Linked DNA regions of Homo sapiens: region 2 is linked to region 1. The links are chromatin contacts, found by Hi-C or POLR2A ChIA-PET in ENCODE. All regions are on one chromosome and are shown on one strand. The core of a region is the stretch at or near the end of the contact, and the rest is flanking DNA. Distances in the headings are between cores, read along the strand shown.

What was found. Hi-C counts contacts between places; a loop is a spot of excess contacts on that map. ChIA-PET counts read pairs that join two places held with the same protein, here RNA polymerase II (POLR2A). Pooled maps may share reads with other maps.
Region 2: a pooled map shows a loop between it and region 1 (3-fold over the local background). The contact joins two enhancer-like sites. A Hi-C loop is called at or near these places in 1 of 168 maps with a recorded cell type or tissue (endothelial cell of umbilical vein) and 8 of 50 pooled maps. POLR2A ChIA-PET finds 5 or more read pairs at or near these places in 3 of 52 experiments (A673, H1 and Panc1).

Annotation. Positions count from the first base shown.
Region 1 is chr1:172,341,347-172,345,171 of GRCh38, forward strand. The region is part of intron 17 of DNM3 (dynamin 3); the gene reads left to right. Among named protein-coding and RNA genes, the nearest start is that of C1orf105, 77 kb to the right of the region's middle. RefSeq lists an enhancer at 1,318-1,427. Within about 2 kb of position 2,010, at least 13 of the 41 ENCODE cell types and tissues checked have a DNase peak (open chromatin) inside an H3K27ac peak, as active enhancers do.
Region 2 is chr1:172,115,486-172,119,625 of GRCh38, forward strand. The region is part of intron 13 of DNM3 (dynamin 3); the gene reads left to right. Among named protein-coding and RNA genes, the nearest start is that of MIR3120, 21 kb to the right of the region's middle. Within about 2 kb of position 2,491, at least 2 of the 41 ENCODE cell types and tissues checked have a DNase peak (open chromatin) inside an H3K27ac peak, as active enhancers do.

The sequences.
Region 1 (3,825 bases), core at 760-3,259:
AACTACCAGTAGTATTCTTCACAGAATTGGAAAAATCTAGTATAAAATTCAGATAAACCAAAAATGATCCTGAATAGCCAAGGCCATCCTAAGCAAAAAGAATAAAGCTGGATGCATCATGTTACCCAACTTCAAGCTATACTGCAGGGCTACAGTCATCAAAACGGCATTGTACTGGTACAAAAACAGACGTATAGACTAATGGAACAGAATAGAGAGCCCAGAAATAATGCTGCACACCTTCAGCCATCTAATTTTCAACAAAGCTGATAAAAGCATTGGGGAAAGGACTCCCTATTCCCTAACTGGACCTAGGATAACTGGCTAGCTATATGCAGAAGATTGAAATTGGGCCCCTTCTTTCACCATAAACGAAAATTAACTCAAGATGGATTAAAGACCTAAATGTAAAATCTATAAGTATAAAAACCCTGGAAGATAACTTAGGCGATACCATTCTGGACATAGGAATTTGCAAATATTTCCTGACGAAGACGCCAAAAGCAATTGCAATAAAACCAAACCAGTGTCTATAAGGAACTTCTTAAACAAATTTACAAGCAAAAACCAAACAATCCCATTAAAAAGTACACAAAGGACACACACAGACACTTCTCAAAAGAAGATACATCCAGCCAATAAGCATATGAAAAAATGTTCAACATCACTAATCATTAGAGAAGAGAAATTCAAATCAAAACCAAAATGAGATAGCATCTCATACCAGTCAGTATGGCTACTATTAAAAAAATAAAAAAATAGCAGATGGTGGCGAGGTTGCAGAGAAAAGGGAATGTTCATACACTGATGGTGGGAATGTAAATTAGTTCAACCATTGTGGAAAGCAGTGTGGCGTTTCCTCAAAGAATAAAAACAGAATTACAATTTGACCCAGCAATTCCATTATTGGTTACAGGCCCAAAGGAATATAAATTGTTCTACCATAAGGACACATGCATGCATATGTTCCTTGCAGCACTATTCATGATAGCAAAGATATGGAATTAACCTAAATGCTCATCAGTGGTAGACTAGATAAAGAAAATGTAGTATATATACACCATAAAATACTCTGCGGCCATTAAAAAGAACAAGATTATGTCCTTTGCAGCAACATGGATGAAGCTAGAGACCATTATCGTTAGCAAATGAACACAGGAACAGAAAACCAAATATTACATGTTTTCATTTATAAGTGAGAGTCAAATAATGAGAACAAGTGACCCAAGGAGAGAAACAACAGACACTGGGGCCTATTTGAGGGTGGAGAGTGGGAGGAGAGAAAGGATCAGAAAAATACCTATTGTTGGTACACCAAACCCCCATGACATGAGCTTACCTATGTAACAAACTTGCATGTGTACCCCTGAACCTAAAATAAAAGTTAAAGGGAAAAAAAAGTAAACATGTTGTAGAAGTCACAATCTATGACAGTCTTGTTCTTTGCCTTCTCCATTGCTTCTTAGTAATCTGTAAAGCTATTGTTTCTGATATGAGTCAGTTTCTTTGTCCTTCCCTTTTACATTTCCTCTTTTTTTCTTACCTTTTTTGAGGGATCCTAAGAGAGCGTTTTAGAATGGGGAATTCTTAAAGAAACCTGCAAAATATATTTTCTCCATTATGTTAAACTCCATAGCAATAAACTTGGTTTAATGCGGTCAGTTTTATCACAGATCAGGCCTCCCTAAGGCGAAGGAGCTAAGCCAGTAATTTGGGAAGGCTTTGAAGCCACATGTGCATGTATACATTAACCTCTAAGACTAACCATAATTTCAATTAACATAAAATAATCTAAAGACATGCTGATTAGACACCGTGTGGCTTTAACAAAGCATTCTGGGCAGGGGGTTGGGGAATAGAGAAGCTTTAACTATTCCTAGCACCAGCAAGCAGGGCTTTCTTTAATCATTTATAACATATTTTCTCAACCTTTTTTTCTTGCGATGTTCTTAGAGACTAAAAACAACAAAATTCCAAAAGCTTTTACTAATTAAAAAGAGAGGAACTGAAACTGTTATAGATTATGTCAGTGAAATCCACTTTAAAAAAAAAAAGTAAAATTCCAGCTGTCCTTTAAAGTATATGATTTACACCATATTCCAGTAAATTGATGCAGGCCGATAACTTTTCATTCATTTCTCTTGTGTGTCTTGTGGGGCATACTTAGAGCAGTCAGTTCTCCTAGGGACAAAGCAGGAAGACTAACTCGAGCCCATGTTGCTTTTTATGATATGTGGTTTTGAGTTTCAGAGGAGTCGAGTGCAGTGTGAATCATAGAAGCAGCCAGCTGAAAAATCCTCAACCCTATAACAAAAAGCAGATTTTTTCCCATATTTCTTCCAAGTTTTTATTTCACATGCAAGTCTGAGATACAAAATATTCTGTAAAATTTTAAGGAAGCCACAGTAGTTCTTACTGTTTGGGGATTTCCCGGAGAGAATAATCGTGTTCAGAATGGTCCTTTTTTTTGCCAAAAGGTTTATTATGTGAACTGAACGGCTCAACCAAACAGATAACACCATCTCCATTTTATTTTTACATGTTATTTACTGGGGTTTCCCTGAAGAAAGCTTAAGAATTCTTTCCCCATGAGTCACTGACCAAGTAATTGTTTTTTTAAAATATAAACTTTCCTTCAGCTGGTCAATTTGGAACGCAGTCTTCTCATCTTCTGTTCACTTCAGGGCTGCTTTGCCTTCATCTGTAAATGATCACGTCTACAGCCAAATTGAGCAGCTCGAATGTAGCCAATTTCTTTCCATTGAGCACTCAAGTTTGAAAAATCAACAGCCCGGCCAGGCAAGATTCAGAGGACTTCATCCTCTGAAAGTGACTTACATAATTATATTTTCATTGCGTTGGCAAAAAATGCCTCTCATTGGTTTAATTTCTGCTGGAATTAATGGGATGAGGAATTGCAACCATATTTTGCCAAGAATTGTGAGTGGTTGCTCTGCCCAGGTTATGTTACCCTTTTACTGTTGTGAGTGGGTTAGAAGGTATTGTCTTCTATTCTCGTCTTCTTATTGAACTAGAGGCTGTAATTATTTCCCTTGGTAGTGGCTGAACTTTCTCTTTAAATATTGACACCTTCACAAATGTGTTAAAACAAGCGTTAAAGTTGGCTTTTTCCCCACGAAAATGGCCCTATAATTGCAATCTTCTATTCTGAAGGAGAAATGTTGTTTTACAGAATATTTCTGAACCCCTTCCCACCCACTTTCCCAGTGGCTATAAGAAGCCTGCTGTTGCCAACTGAGTGGTCTAGAGTCCCTGCTAATTACCTCCTTCCACAGCTTTTGATTTGGAGCCGAACTGATGGCGCCAGCGGCTGAACCACAGTCAGATCTACAGGCCTCTGATTTGCCAAATGGAATCTATGCAGTTTGTTTCCTTTCTCACAGTGTTTTATGATGAGACTCAGCTCAAACTCGAAATAGACGAGGAATCACTTCAAAATATTAATGGTTGATTTGAATTTTGAAGAAAAATAGCCATCAGAATTCTATATTCCATTACCAACATACATGTATATGTGTACATGTGCTCACAAAAAAAATCACAAAATGTGTTTTTCTAAAGAAGCATTCTATTAATTGTATTCCATTAAGCATACTAGTACCAAAAGCTTTCAGAATACTTCATATTTTATAGCCTTATAAAAGTTTTATTCTATCTGTTGATCATTAATATGTAGGGTCTCATGTCCACATCAGATGTGCCTAGAGTTTTTCTCTAAACTGGCATTCTTTTAAAATATAGCTTGGAAAAGAAAACATAATTATAATCATAGAGGGAATAAGAATTGTCTTTCTCGAAAGTTCA
Region 2 (4,140 bases), core at 1,241-3,740, 230 kb before region 1:
ATCCTACTGAGAATCAAATCTAAAGGTCTCCAATGACTGTTAAGGTCTATGGGATCCGTCTCCTCCAGCCTCTCTGATCCAAGTTCCTAAGGCTCCTCCCCCTCTCGCTCACTGGGATCAGGCAATTGGCTTCCTTGGTGTTCCTGCCTCAGGACTTTTGTACTTATTCACTGTTCCCTCTTCCCGGAATTCATTCCCCTCCTCCATCCTGTTACACCAACACAATCCACATGCTCTTTAAATTCCTTCAGGTCTCTGCTGAAATGTTATTTTATTGAAGAGGCCTTTCCTGATTAAGTGAAAAACATCATTTTCTCTCCAACATAAACCAAGAGCATGCATTATCTCACTTAGATTGCTTCGTTTTTTCACAGTATTTATCATCTCCAGATATATAATTATATGGTTATTGTCTATTGCTGAACTCTAACCACAACTCTACCCCAACTGGAGAATATAGGTTCTAGTGCCTAGAATAAAAAAAAAATAGGTACTCAATTAACGTAGTAAGTATTCAATAACCATCTATTCAACGGATGGATGGATGGATGGATCTTCTATCTCTGGCTAATATTTAGACTCAGCTTATCTTTGGCTCTAAAAAGGTAGCACTTGCTATGTAAATAGTGTTCTGATAATATTAATGAAATATCAGTTCTTTCTTGTTGGATTGTGTATATCAGAAGCTGTAGGAAGAAGCATACCTACATGCATCTTCCCCTTTTTCAATTTGTGTCATTATCTTGTTCTTGTATTGTGCTGCCTGTGGATGGCATTCTGTCTGGATGGATGTGTCTTTTTCACACACATATGATCATTCTAAAGAGACCCCACAGGAGGTTCTCACATGCCTGCTCTTTGCTTCCCTTGTTCACTGACTTCTGCACTCATCATCCCCCTATTTCCTTGCACTGCTGTAGACCTGGTTGTTTTCTGAGACAGTCCCTATCCAGTATTCTTTTCTCACATTCCACATTTGGTGCGAATCCAAAGCCAGTCCAGCATGGAGTGGACAGGTGGTGTTGGGGAGGGGGAACAGGGAAAGGCAGAGGAGAAGCAAAGCTCCAATGGAGATTCCCTTCTTTCTCCCATAGCTGAGGACCCTGTATTCTCAAGGGTAGCCACCTCAGCTCTATGAACCAACTGTTTTTGGAAGTACATCTGGAACACTTTGGGATATTAAAATAGGGCTTTGTGGTCAAACTTGGAGTTGGTAAGCAAAGTTAAAAGGTGTGTTTATCTTGATACTTCTCAGCATTTTTAATAGAAGAATGTGCATTGTGTACGTGAGAGAAGACCGTATGGTATTGCAGGAATTTCATAACTTTTTTAGTCATGAAAACTTTTTTCATGGAATGTCTCTCTTAAATAGCATTTCTTAGAACGTACTTTGAGAAACCCTGCCTCAACCCCATCAGTTACTTAAAAGTCTTCACTGGGCCGGACGTGGTGGTTCCCGCTTGTATTCCCATCACTTTGGGAGGCTGAGGTGGGCGGATCACCTGAGGTTGGGAGTTTGAGACCAGCCTAACCAACATGGAGAAACCCTGTCTCTACTAAAAATACAAAATTAGCCAGGCATGGTGGTGCATGCTTGTAATCCCAGCTACTTGGGAGGCTGAGACAGGAGAATTGCTTGAACCTAGGAGGCAGAGGTTGTGGTGAGCTGAGATCATGCCATTGCACTCCAGCCTGGGCAACAAGAGCAAAACTCCATCTCAAAAAAAAAAAAAAGTCTTCACTGAGGCCTAAGCCTTCTCTCTATTTTAGAATACCAGAATGGCGGCATTTTTTTTTAAAATGTGCATGGCTCTTATATTTAGTCTTTGTGACTGATATGGTTTGACTGTGTCTCCATGCAAATCTCACCCTGAATTGTATCTCTCAGAATTCCCACGTGTGGTGGGAGGGACCCAGGGGGAGGTAATTGAATCATTGGGGCCAGTCTTTCCCGTCCTATTCTCATGATAGTGAGTAAGTCTCTCAAAATCTGATGGGTTTATCAGGGGTTTCTGCTTTTGCTTCTTCCTCATTTTTTTCTCGCAGCCACCGTGTAAGAAGTGCCTTTCATCTCCCACCATGATTCTGAGGCCTTCCCAGCCATGTGGAACTGTAAGTCCATTTAAACCTCTTTTTCGTCCTAGTCTTAGGTATGTTTTTATCAGCAGTGTGAAAATGGACTAATAGTGAATCAGGGTCCCACAAGTATCATCTTTAATCTTTCTCTGAAAGCTGAATTGTATTGGAAGTGGAGAGAGGAGAAAGAGGTTGTTTTTAGGAATGAGCTCTTTTATTTTGACCCCTAGTAATTACTAGCAGGTAAATCCTTAGAAGCACTGAAAAAGGTAGTGATACATAAGGGCAAGTTAGAAGTTGTGAAGTGTGTTCTCTTGCTTGGTAAGAAGAAAGACAACTGGGTCATACATAAGAGATTGTGGCACTGAACAGGGGAGTTGGTAAGCCACTCCTCGGGACCTCAAGACTAAAGTGCACAGGGCTAACCAAACTGACAGGAAAGTATGTTTGTGGTTTGCACAAGGTGAAAGCCCCAGTTACCCACAGCTATGTGCTTAATGGTGTCTATATCCTCACATCCTGCACTGCCAAAATCCACAGAACAATCAAAGGTGAGGAAGGAAGGTCCTTGATTCCTTCACATTGGAAGAGATTTAAAACTAGGATTCCACATTAGATACATGCATGCATTTTTCCCTAGAACATTAGTATTTATGGTAGTGGGTTCTCTATGAAGGATTGGCTACTAACACTTATTTAATACCTGAGTGTGTGAGCATCTCCTTAGTAATACTATTGGTACTCTTTTTCAGAGGTATGATAGGGTAAATAAATTTTTCTAGAATGTCTTAGGAACCCAAAACCTTAAAATTTGTCAGCCATTCTCATTACTTGACATTGACAAATTGCTCTATAGCTTTAATTTGAATGATTGAATGATAGCACATCTTGTTGCTTCCCTTTAGGGATCAAAATTTCCAGGAAGTCTTTTAAAACTGATTCTCTGTTTGATATGTTTTCTTCATTGGCCAATTCTTGTTTTGTTTTGTTTTTTCTTCTTTTGCAATTTTGGAAGATTTTTTTTTTCTGCATCTGGAAGATGCTGAGAAAGTATTGATTCACCATATGAAATCAGACTTACATGGGAAAATTTCACCTCTGTCACCCACCCGTTCCACTCTCGAGCTCCCCATCTCCATCAAGCCACAGCAACAACTCTTAGTGACGTTTCCCAGCCAGCAGGCATCAGGAGAGCCAGAGTGGTTTTTCTCATATTTAATGCTTTCAAACCAGTCACAGCTGGCTGCTCCTGCAAGTGCCCATCTCTCATCAGAGATGCTGAAGCTCCTCTCTGAGTCCCTCAATCCTCCCCTCTGTCCAGAGATTAAAGACAAAGGCCTGGCACAGAAGGGAGCCTTTGGTACCCTGCTTTAGCACTGTGACCCCATCACCTTTGGGGATTGGTCAGGCTGATGTCATACTAGTTGTTAATTTTTTTTTTTTTTTTTGAGACAGAGTTTCACTCTTGTTGCCCAGGCTGGAGTACAATGGAGCAATCTTGGCTCACCACAACCTCCGCCTCCCGGGTTCAAGCGATTCTTCTGCCTCAGCCTCCTGAGTAGCTGGGATTACAGGCATGCACCACCACACCCAGTTAATTTTGTATTTTTAGTAGAGATGGGGTTTATCCATATTGGTGAGGCTGGTCTCGAACTCCTGACTTCAGGTGGTCCGCCCGCCTCAGTCTCCCAAAGTGCTAGGATTACAGGTGTGAGCCACCACACCTGGCCAGTTGTTAAATATTTTTAATATTCTCTCTTCAGTAACCTTAAAACCAGTGAAAAAAATTTTACGTTTGACCTTACAGTGGCATTTGACCTTTGACCTTTCAATCTTTTCACCTTTACGTTTGACCTTTCAATCCTTTCGCCTTATTGAGACATTCTCTTTCATTCATTTTTGTAGTATTCTCTGTTCTCTCTCTCTTCTAGCCCCGCCTCGGTTTCCTTCATGGGTCCATCCTCTCCTCCCAGACATTGCACGTTGGCTTTCCTCAGCGCTCAGTCCTGGGCCCTCTTCTCTTCTCACCCAAATGCTCATTTTAAGTCATTTTTTTCACACCCA